Linked DNA regions of Homo sapiens: region 1 is linked to region 2. Evidence: chromatin contacts called from ENCODE Hi-C or POLR2A ChIA-PET data. All regions are on one chromosome and are shown on one strand. Each heading gives the region's core, a stretch centred on a gene start or an enhancer-like site at or near the end of the contact. The rest is flanking DNA. Distances are from core to core; before and after follow the strand shown.

Evidence for each region. Hi-C counts contacts between places; a loop is a spot of excess contacts on that map. ChIA-PET counts read pairs that join two places held with the same protein, here RNA polymerase II (POLR2A). Pooled maps may share reads with other maps.
Region 1: a map of PC-3 shows a loop between it and region 2 (2.3-fold over the local background). The contact joins two enhancer-like sites. A Hi-C loop is called at or near these places in 3 of 168 maps with a recorded cell type or tissue (PC-3, Right ventricle myocardium inferior and heart right ventricle) and 1 of 50 pooled maps. POLR2A ChIA-PET finds 5 or more read pairs at or near these places in 2 of 52 experiments (HEK293 and PC-3).

Annotation. Positions count from the first base shown.
Region 1 is chrX:45,068,977-45,075,026 of GRCh38, forward strand. KDM6A (lysine demethylase 6A) reads left to right here. Exons shown (of 30, transcript NM_001291415.2): 18 at 603-1,381. Among named protein-coding and RNA genes, the nearest start is that of DIPK2B, 130 kb to the right of the region's middle. Within about 2 kb of position 1,600, at least 3 of the 41 ENCODE cell types and tissues checked have a DNase peak (open chromatin) inside an H3K27ac peak, as active enhancers do.
Region 2 is chrX:44,973,372-44,979,283 of GRCh38, forward strand. It overlaps KDM6A (lysine demethylase 6A), which reads left to right. Exons shown (of 30, transcript NM_001291415.2): 4 at 1,295-1,344. Among named protein-coding and RNA genes, the nearest start is that of KDM6A, 100 kb to the left of the region's middle. RefSeq lists an enhancer at 1,881-3,080. Within about 2 kb of position 1,257, at least 6 of the 41 ENCODE cell types and tissues checked have a DNase peak (open chromatin) inside an H3K27ac peak, as active enhancers do.

The DNA of each region.
Region 1 (6,050 bases), core at 350-2,849, 96 kb after region 2:
TAAGCCACTGCACCAAGCCTATCTAGTCTTCTAAATATGTGTGGATGGATAGATGGGGAAACTTTAGGTATTTTTTGAAATATTTTCATAGATTTAATAGTTCTGCCCTTAATTTTGAGGATAGCTACTTTAACAATAGGATTTGAATTACAGAAGATTATATTTTAATGATAATTTTAAAGGCTTAATGAACTCACTTTCTATATTAATCTTTTAACAGATCACAGACCAGTGAGAGTTGGTTTATGTTGATCCATGGTCATAGCTTTTAATTATTAATGATGATATATGTCTATCCATGTCTGATTTTAGAGATGAAAATATGTATATTGGAACTTAAAATTTGTAATGCTTCATCTGAAGTAGTTTATTCTACACTAATAATGGAGTCATTTTAGATAGCAAGGAAGAAAAATTTCTCTAAAGATGTTAAATACTGATTAGCTAAGTTGCAGGTACTTTTTGATAACTTTAGGACTTGGGTCAAATTATCTTATACAGTTAGATATTTATTTTTAGTGGCTTTTCTCTTTAATATTTTAAATTCTGTATATTCTGAGTTTGCTTAATATTAGATTTAAACTATTTTTCTTTCTTTTTAGGGGCTTCACAAAGGTCAGAGTTCACATTCGGCAGGTCCTAATGGTGAACGACCTCTCTCTTCCACTGGGCCTTCCCAGCATCTCCAGGCAGCTGGCTCTGGTATTCAGAATCAGAACGGACATCCCACCCTGCCTAGCAATTCAGTAACACAGGGGGCTGCTCTCAATCACCTCTCCTCTCACACTGCTACCTCAGGTGGACAACAAGGCATTACCTTAACCAAAGAGAGCAAGCCTTCAGGAAACATATTGACGGTGCCTGAAACAAGCAGGCACACTGGAGAGACACCTAACAGCACTGCCAGTGTCGAGGGACTTCCTAATCATGTCCATCAGATGACGGCAGATGCTGTTTGCAGTCCTAGCCATGGAGATTCTAAGTCACCAGGTTTACTAAGTTCAGACAATCCTCAGCTCTCTGCCTTGTTGATGGGAAAAGCCAATAACAATGTGGGTACTGGAACCTGTGACAAAGTCAATAACATCCACCCAGCTGTTCATACAAAGACTGATAACTCTGTTGCCTCTTCACCATCTTCAGCCATTTCAACAGCAACACCTTCTCCAAAATCCACTGAGCAGACAACCACAAACAGTGTTACCAGCCTTAACAGCCCTCACAGTGGGCTACACACAATTAATGGAGAAGGGATGGAAGAATCTCAGAGCCCCATGAAAACAGATCTGCTTCTGGTTAACCACAAACCTAGTCCACAGATCATACCATCAATGTCTGTGTCCATATACCCCAGCTCAGCAGAAGTTCTGAAGGCATGCAGGTTAGTGTGGGAAAGTTCATCAAAGTGAAAATGTTTGACTTACTGGCATGATCAGAATGCTGAAATTTGGACCGTTTAAGATATGGGAAGTAAGCAAAAGATGGTGTAGTCATTCATCTAAGAGTTTGACAGAAGCTTTATTTTGCTTAGATGTTGTAGTCAAATCAGATGTGAGAAGTATTCCTGTAAATTGCTTATTTTGAGTGGGTGTGTCTGATTGTGCTGTTACTGCCCTCTACTGGTTACTAGGTTGTCAGCTTCAGTGTGATTGACTTCGCTCTGGGGATTTAAACAAGAGAATGGGTTAAATCATATTTGGCCAAATACAGCAAGGCTGGAAAACCCTATGGGTTTTTTTTTTTTTTTTATCAGAGCCTATTAAATGTTAGGCTAGGAATGGACCCCATCACTTATCAAGGCTAGTCTTTGCTTACAATTGAGAAAACTGGACTGTTTGAATCTAGAAGAGGTTATAAAGCAGGCAGAAGAGGAAGGAAGAGGTCAGGGGCAATGGGCAGTGGAGAGACATGACAGACTGTCAGCCATTCTGGAAGGAGCCAGACATATTCTGCTAGTCTAGGAAGGGCAGGGCCTCAGAAATTTATGAAGAAATGAACCTCCTCTGTCCCACAAAAGAAGAATCAAAGGATCAGGCAGCATCATCTTTCTCTGATATTTGGAGGACATATAGATTCTTACTGGCCTTTTCATTGTATATGACACATATATAATTTTTCTCATTTACTTGTAGTTGTTGTCCTCTATAAGTGACTAAATCTTGAATGAAATTTAGTTAACATAACTGGAACAAACAAATAATTCTGTAATATTTTCTGATACATTAAATGTTAAGTTTGAGCAGACATATAGTAGATTTTAAAAAGATCTTTTTTTGGTTGTAGATTGTCATGATATATAGAAAATAACCATTCTATAAATAGAAATTATAAACATTAGTTCTAGTTTGGCTACATTGACCATTTAATATAGCTTTTACATTTTAAAGTTCAAAACAATTCTTATTTATAGCCATATAAACCTCTTCCTGCAGTTGCTAGTACTTATATGTCTTATTTATTGTTATGTAAAAGTGTGATTATCTTTTCTGTTGTTCAGATTATTTTATTAGAAGGTATCCTGGGTCTACCGTTAAATGTTTGTCACTGACGAATGATTGAGGTGAAATTAAATTTTATTTATATATAAGTTTGCTGCTTGGGAGGGATGTGGGGTAGGAGCAATGGAGTATGGAGAAGAAATTTCAATTAATTTAAATTTATCGCTTTAATTGTGACACTAGAACTTTACTATAAATTACACTATAGTCATTTTTCTTTAAAGAGTTTGAGTGTTAAAAATACCTTTTGGTCTGTGTTTTCTTTTCTTTTCTTGTCTTTTCTTGTCTTTTCTTGTCTTTTCTTGTCTTTTTTTAAGACAGTTTCGCTCTTGTTGCCCAGGCTGGAGTGCAATGGCGCGATTTCAACTTACCGCACGCTCTGCCTCCCAGGTTCAAGCGATTCTCCTGCCTCAAGCCTCCCAAGTAGCTGGGTGGGATTACAGGCATGCAGCACCACACCTGGCTAATTTTGTATTTTTTAGTAGAGACGGGGTTTCTCCATGTTGGTCAGGCTGGTCTTGAACTCCCAACCTCAAGTGTTCCACCTGCCTCTGCCTCCCAAAGTGCTGGGATTACAGGCGTGAGCCACTGTGCCCAGCTGGTCTTTGTTTCATTTTCTATTAGTTTCTATTTCTGTTAGTTTCTATTTCATTATTTCCTGTCAAATTTTAACTATTTAGTTGTTATTCTGACATAGACTAGGGCAGAAATTACATCCTTTTTTATATTTTATTTTTTTCTTTATTGGGTCCACGTTGTTGGCAGCATTTTCCTTAGTGACCTACAACATGGTGATTGCTGTAATTAATCTTAACTGTCTTACAAGATTTTTTAAGGTCAGTAACTTAAGAGGACATTGGATGATCTCTAAATGAAATTCTTCTAAAGCATATAGTGAGGTTCTTGAGTTCCTAAAATTTGTTTCTTTAGAAATTTTTATATTATAGGTTTTTATATTAGTTTTTTTTTTGAAGTTAGGCTATCATTCAGTTCAACTCTGGGCCTACAGAAAATAGGGAGTGTTCAGATTAAATGCTACACTTGGCTCTCCTTAGACAGTGCCTTGATTCACTGCCAGTTTGACTGTCTTCTACCTGCTCCTCACTCATCTGCTGGGGCCTCTGTCCTGTTTCCTAGGTACTGCTGCTCTAACTGCTGGAGCAGGGGCTTTCTCTCTCATCCACTCTCTGTAGACTCAGGACAGTTGCTAGAAAATGGGGAAGATTTGGAGGTTCAAAACTAACATCATGAACTGCATGGGACCTAAGGAGGAATATTGTCAGAAAGAGTTCCATGGAGCTATGTTCTGTTCCCCAAGTTACAAACTGTGTATAGTAGCAGTTTTCATAAGTTTGTATTAATAAATTGTATATTATTTAAAAAAATATAATAATATATATATATATACATATATATACTTTAAGTTCTAGGGTACATGTGCACAATGTGCAGGCTCGTTTCATAGGTATACATGTGCCATGCTGGCCAGCTGCACCCATCAACCTGTCATTTACATTAGATATTTCTCCCAATGCTATCCCTCCCCCTGCCTTCCACCCCACAGCAGGCCCCGGTGTGTGATGTTCCTCACCCTGTGTCCATGTGTTCTCATTGTTCAGTTCCTAGCTATGAGTGAGAACATGCAGTATTTGGTTTTCCGTCCTTGTGATAATTTGCTCAGAATGATGGTTTCCAGCTTCATCCATGTCCCTGCAAAGGACATGAACTCATCCTTTTTTATGGCTGCATAGTATTCCATGGTGTATGTGTGCTGCATTTTCTTAATCCAGTCTATCATTGATGGACATTTGGGTTGGTTCCAAGTCTTTGCTATTGTGAATAGTGCCACAATAAACATACGTGTGCGTGTGTCTTTATAGTAGCATGATTTATAATCCTCTGGGTATATACCCAGTAATGAATGGGATTGCTGGGTCAAATGGTATTCTAGCTCTTGATCCTTGAGGAATCTCCACACTGTCTTCCACAATGGTTGAGCTAGTTTACACTCCCAGCAGTGTAAAAGTGTTCCTATTTCTCCACATCCTCTCCAGCATCTGTTGTTTCCTGACTTTTTAATGATTGCCATTCTAACTGGTGTGAGATGGTTATCTCATTGTGGTTTTGATTTGCATTTCTCTGATCACCTGTGATGATGAGCATTTTTTCATGCGTCTTTTGGCTGCATAAATGTCTTCTTTTGAGAAGTGTCTGTTATATCCTTTGCCCACTTTTGGATGGGGTTGTTTGTTTTTTTCTTGTAAATTTGTTTAAGTTCTTTGTAGATTCTGGATATTAGCCCTTTGTCAGAATGGATAGATTGCAAAAGTTTTCTCCCGTTCTGTAGGTTGCCTGTTCACTCTGATGGTAGTTTCTTTTGCTGTGCAGAAGCTCTTTAGTTTAATTAGATCCCATTTGTCTATTTTGGCTTTTGTTGCCATTGCTTTTGGTGTTTTAGTCATGAAGTCCTTGCCCATGCCTATGTCGTGAATGGTATTGCCTAGGTTTTCTTCTAGGGTTTTTATGGTTTTAGGTCTAACGTTTAAGTCTTTAATCCATCTTGAATTAATTTTTGTAAAAGATGTAAGGAAGGGATCCCGTTTCAGCTTTCTACATATGACCAGCCAGTTTTCCCAGCACCATTTATTAAATAGGGAATCCTTTCCTCATTTCTTGTTTTTGTCAGGTTTGTCAAAGATCAGATGATTGTAGATGTGTGGTGTTATTTCTGAGGCCTCTGTTCTGTTCCATTGGTCTATATCTCTCTTTTGGTACCAGTACCATGCTGTTTTGGTCCAAAATCTGCTTCTTTCTTCAACTCCTTTCTCCACTTTGGATTTTTATATGAAAGTTTTATTATTTGGCTTGAGGTGTTCTAAACAGTGTTGGGCATTTACATAGAAGATAAAGTCTATTCCTGTTATCACAGCCCTGCCCTTTGCATTAGGATTGGTCAATATATTTTAAGTGGAAATAGCTTATATTTGCTATGCAGAGCACTATAGATACCATCAGTTCCTTCAGGGAAATTCCTATGTGTTTGAAAATTGACCTTAATAGGCAGGTAGTCAGCATTTCAAACACAATAAGAAACTGCTAGGTATGACTTGAATGCACTATTGGATACCCCTTTATTTCCATATATGTAGTTAAAGTGCTGGTTATTTTTAAATCTGATTCTTGTTTAGTTTATCTTATTGTTGCAGTGGTCAGTGGTATACATTAAAAGGCAGTTATAATACTTTTGCTTCTTTCATGTCTAAAATTGTAATTGCAACATTCAAGTGATTGAATTGTTGTCAGCTCCCTTAGTCATGCCCCACCTTTTTCTTTTCTATTTTAAAATATTGGCAACAACATTTTCCATTGTTTTACTTTGTCATTTGTCTCTTTTTTAATTGTTACAGATCTGTGTAAATGACAGAGACAGAATTCTACTAATCTGTCAAACCTTGTTTTCTAGTCTCATCTCTCAATGTCCAGTATGTTGTAGAAGCTTAAATTTAGGTGCCACATTTAATTAGTTTGAGATGCTCTTGTATAGCACAGTTT
Region 2 (5,912 bases), core at 7-2,506:
TTTCTTGTATATACTCTCCTTTAAGGGGAGCATATTTGTCAGATTTTTCTTCAGGAAAGTTATTTGGGAGATAATTTTCTTTGGAGACTTTGCGTATCAGAAAATACCTTTATTCTAGCCTCCTAATAGATCGCTTGACTGGATATATAATTTTAGGTTGGAAATAATTTTCCTTCAGAATTTTGAAAACATTGTTCTGTTGCCTTATTTCTAGAATTACATATCTGTTGTAGGACCCTTCAAACTACCAAGTCATAGCCTTCTTTTCTGGGAATATTTTTGGAATTATTTCCTGAATTTTCTTTTTTCCTTTTATTCTTTCTTTTTGGGGCTCTATTATTGATATGTTAGACCTCCGGGGCACAGTTTTTCTAATTTTCTGTTTTTGTCCTTTTTGTTTATTTTTTGAGAGATTTCTTCAAATTTAATTTTAATCTTTTTATTGAATTATTTATTTCTGCTATCGTACTTTAATCTACCGAATTTAATTTTTTTTAGAGCATCCTGTTTGTTCTCCTGCACACACCCCCTTTTCATCCCCCTCAATGAAAACAATATTTTCCCTTACCTAAGACTAGTAAGAATTTTTTGAAGTATATTTTCCCCTGCATAGTAGTCATTATTTTTTCTTTTAGGTTGTCTTTTTTTCTTTTGTGTTAGTTTCTTCTTGGTTAGAGGCTTTCTTTAGATGTCTGATAATTCTTAGCTGTCCATATTTCATAATTGGAATAATTGAGAACTGGAGGCTCTGAACATGGGATTGCGGATCTCTGAATATGATATCCATGGCCTTTTGTTGGAGAATCTCTGCATTTTTTGGTCAGATTGCCTGAACAACATCAAGTGTTGAGTGAGAGAGTTGAGGGAGCCAATTGCTTCTCAAATAGTTTTTATCCTGGTCTTCCATATCTTAGCTTGTGAATTGTAAACCACAAATTAAAAAAATCCTTTTCTAGCTGATCAGAAAAATATTATGCCCCCATGTTTTCATCTAGTAGTCTTATGGGCTTCTTTTTATATCTAACTCTCTTAATCCTCCACGAGTTTTGATCTTTGAGGAAGGTCGAGTTGATCTAAGGGGTTAGCCTAGATGCTGTTCAAGTGCAGATCTGAGATTTGACCATGGTTTTACGTTTCTGAACTGAGGGGGGCCCAGAATTTTAAGTTGTTTGGTCTGAAATATCACTATCTACTGGGAGGTGGGTGTGGTGGGAATCTTGTTACCGTGTTTGTTAAGTGTATTATTGACTTTAAAGTGAGACATAATTATGACTCATAATTATTTTCCTTTCAGCATTATCTGCATACCAGAGGTACTACAGTTTACAGTCTGACTACTGGAAGGTTAGTGTACATTTGCATGCTGATTTCATGTTTGTGTTTTGGGCAGATTATTGCCAATTATACTCAAAATTAATTGAGCTCTTGCTTTTTTTTGTTAATTACTTAAAATATTGCTTCTAGGGGAAAGGTATTGGAAAAGGGTTGAGAGTATTTATGTTTGTGCTGTCTTGTATGACTCTCCTTGTATTTTATTAAGAATTAGAGTCCTCTGACACATTTTACTGGTCAAATGTAATAGAAGTGTGATAAGTAAAAATCAAGCAAAACTAAACAAATAACAATAACAAAATGATTCCTTGGTTTTCTTTTCTAAAGTTGGTACCTGGGAGTAAAAGAAGGCTGAAGACGTGTATATCAGGCTAAAATGGGAAGGTGTAATGGGAAAGTTATGATAAACTCTTTCTTGGTGTACTCTGTTTATAATTGGAGCTTTGAGGAGAGCTGAACCTATTTTTTAGAAGACCTACCTAAATGAAAGACTGTGCATAGCAGTGAAACAATTAATCATCCACTTTCTTATCTTAATTTAAGCAGTGATTAAGCATGATCTTTTACATCATGTTTACTTTTAAGTTTATTGAGCAGTGAGTTTTTTTTTTTAAATCTGAATTGCTGTTTCAGATTTTTTGTGGATTTTATTTTTCTATTGGTTAATTTGTCTTTCTTTTTGAAGTAGGTACTTATTCCAGTCTTATATAGACTGGCTTTGTCTGGAAAAGCCCTTCAACAGTCAGCCTATGCAGAGATTTTGAGAACACCGTGTAGAGGTTTTAGACATATATGTATATATATTTTTTCTTTTTTAAGTCTTTTGAAAATATCTTCTCTAATCTCTGGCTTTTTTTTAAAAGCTTTATCACATGCTATAAAATTATAGCTTAATTCACATGCTATAAAATTATAGCTTTATTCACATGCTGTAATTCACATGCTATAAAATTCAGCTGTTTTAACTATACAAATCAGTGATTTTTAGTAAATTTTCAGAGCTGTGCAGCTGATAGAGGCAGGAGGCAGACAAAGGTCTAGACAGATAGGGAAGGGTCCCTGGAGAATCACTGATCCACCCAGCCCACAGGTGTTTACACCAGATGTTTTGTGCAGATAAGGGAACCTGCACAGGGGGCTTGCCTGGGCATGCCTGCAGTGGACTGGAGGTACACATGCACTGGGGGAATGGGGTGGAGCCACCAATAATTTGAGCCTTATACAGGGGAGGATCCTGGCCTCTTCAACTGTGTGCTGGGGCCCTGGTATTCAGTTTGTGAGGTGGAAACCTGCTGGCAGGACCCCCTTTCTTTGCTGATAGCTTTCCTTTTGCTTAATAAATTTTGTCTTCCTCACCCTTCAATGTGGCTGCATGCCTAATTCTTCCTAGTTGTGAGACAAAAATCCAGATTAGCTGAGCTAAGGGGCAAAAAATCCTGCATCACAGCCATCATCACAGTCTTATTTATCTCCCTGGAATGAAACCTCACATATATCCCCAGCCCTGGCAACCACCAGTCTACTTTCTGCCTTTATATATTTGTCTTTTCTGGATATTTCATATAAATGGAATCATATAATATATGGTCTTTTGTGGCTGGCTTCTTTAACTTAGCATATGTTTTCAAGGTTCATATATGTTATAGCATGAATATTTTATTCTTTATTTCCTGATAATATAGTCACCCCTCAGTATCCGTGGGGCATTGGTTTCAGGACCCCTCATGGATACCAAAATCCATGGATACTCAAGTTCTTTATATTAAATGATAAAGTATTTGTATATCACCTCTACACATCCTCCCATATACTTTAAATCATTTCTAGATTACTTATAATACCTAATAAAATGTGAATGCCATGTAATTGATTGCTATACTGTATTGCTTTTTAGTTTGTATTATTTTTTATTATTGTTATTTTTTTCCTGAATATTTTTGATCTGCAGATGCGGAACCCATGGATACAAAGGGCTCACTGTATTCCATTGGATCAATATACCACAGTTTGTTTATCCTTTCATCAGTTGATGGGCATTTGGGTTGTTTCATTTTTTGGCTATTGTGAATAATACTGCTGTGAACATTTGTGTACAGGTTTTTGTGTGACATAATATTTTCAGTTTTCTTGGGTAGGTACTGAGAAATGGAATTGTTGGATTATAGGGTAAATCTGTGTTTAGCATTTTGGGAAACTGCCAAAACTTTTTTTCCCTATGTCTGTACCATTTTACATCCCTGCCAGTAATGTGTGAGGGTTCCAGTTTCTCTGTATCCTACTCAGCACTTTTAATTATCTAATTTTTGAGTGTACTAGTTTTTTAGTGTGCCTAGTGGGGTAGAAAATAAAGTTTTAAACTTTGATAAAGTCCAGTTTATCAGCTTTGTAACACAACTTTTTATTGCTTGTGTTTTTGTTGTTGTACCTAAGAAATCTTTGCCTAACTCAAGGTCATGAAGACTTACTCCATAGTTTATTTAATCAGGTGCTTCAGTGCTTTGCTTTTACAGAGTGCTGCAGTAAATAGTCTAGTAAAAGTGTCTCTCTCTCTATATATATAGTTTTTTAGAGACAAGGTCTTGCTCTCTTGCACAGGGTGGAGTGCAGTGGTGCAATCAGAGCTCACTGCAGCCTTGAATTCCTGGGCTCAAGTGAATCCTCCTGCCTCAGCCTCTCGAGGAGCTGGGACTGCAGATGCACACCACCATGCTCGGCTAATTTTTAAGTTTTTTTTTTGCAGAAATAGAATCTCACTATATTACTCAGGCTGGTCTCAAACTCAATCACTGGCCTCAAGTAATTCTCCCACCTCGGCCTCCCAAAGTGCTGGGATTACAGGTGTGAGCCACCGCACTTGGCCTGTCTTTTAATACTTTTGTTAGTGATTCTTTAGTATAGATTCCTTTAAAAGTGGGATCATTGTGTTGAAGGGTATTTGCTCCTTTGGGATTGAACCATTTGCATTTATTTCAACAATGTATGCAAGTGCTTGTTTCTTCTTGGTCTTAATCAAGAACCTTTTTGTCAGCAGACTTGCCAGTTTGATAGGTGAGAAATGGTATTTTATTATAATTTAAATTTACATTTTCTTAGTTGTTAGTGAGATTGAACTTTTTAAAAATTGAAGTGTAAAGACTATTTGAATTTCTTTTTCTTTGAAATATTTGTTCATGTCTCTTGCCCATTTTTTTTATTAGGTCATTGTTTTACTGTTTTATGTAGCTATATAACATGTATTAGGCATATTTATCCTTTATCTGTGACATTAGTTGAAGCTACTGTTGCCCAGTTTGAGATTTGTTGTTTTGCTTTGTTTTTGTGTGTTTGTGTTTGCCTGTGCAGAAGTTTTCTATTTCTGTGTAGTCAGATTGATCAGTCTTCTACATTGCCCTTGTATTTTGAATCATAGGATGGGTTTTTTCCTCATTCCCAGGTGTTAGAGAAATTCACCCACATTTTCTTTCAGTACTTGAATGGTTTAATATTTTACATTTAAATTTCTGATCCGTTTGGGTTTTATTCTTGACTTACAGTGTGAACAATATTTAAGATTATCTTTTTTCTTATGACTGGTTATCCCAAAGATATATTTTTTAAAAATTCATTTTTTCCTCTGCTGATTTGAGATGTTGCCTTAATTGTATACTAAATATTCATATGCAGTTTTGTCTGTGCATTTTGTGGCATGCTTTGTTCATGAACTAATACAAAAGTATTTTACTAACAGAGATTTTATAATATGTTTTAATGTATGGTAGTGCTAGGGCACCCTTTCCCCACTGTTCTTGCTTCTAGGATTTTCCTGGCTGTCGTTGGTGGCTTGTTTTTCCAAATAAACTTTCTAATTAACTTGTCTAGCTTCACAAAAAATACCTGATAATTTATTTTCTGTAGCTTTTTTGAGATATATTTAGCATTATTTTAAGCATTTTTTGAGATATGATTTACATTATTTGAGATTTGACAACTTAAATAGTTGTATAACCATTACCATAATGAAGATATAGAACATTTTCCATCACCCAAAGTGTTCCCTTGTGCCATTTTCCTACTCTTGATCTCTGGTCCCAGGCAACCACTTCTCTGCTTTCATCCCTTTAGTTTTGTCTGTTCTGGAATATCATGTAATGGGGTTTAAACAGCATATATTCTTTTGTTTTTGATAGCTTTCATTTGGCATGCTTTTACTGAGATTCATCCATGTTGTGTGTATCAGTAGTATGTTCTTTTTCATTGTTAAGTAGGATTTCATAGAATGGATATGCCACAGTTTTTCTCAGTTGATAAGTATTTGGGTTGTTTTCAGCTTTTGGTTATGAATAAAGTGCTGTGAATATTATTTGTCTTTGTGTGGACATGGATTTTCATTTGTCTTGGTATATATACCTATGATTTGGGAATGCTGAATTGCTTTGCAGTTTTAGGTTTAACCGTCAGACTTTTTCAAGGTGGTTATACCATTTTATATTCCAACCAGCAGTGAATGAGATTTCAGATGTTCCATATCTTCGTTAGCACTTGGTATTGTCAGTCTTTTTAACTTTAGCCCATCTGCCCATTCTTGTTTTTTCTTCTTTCTT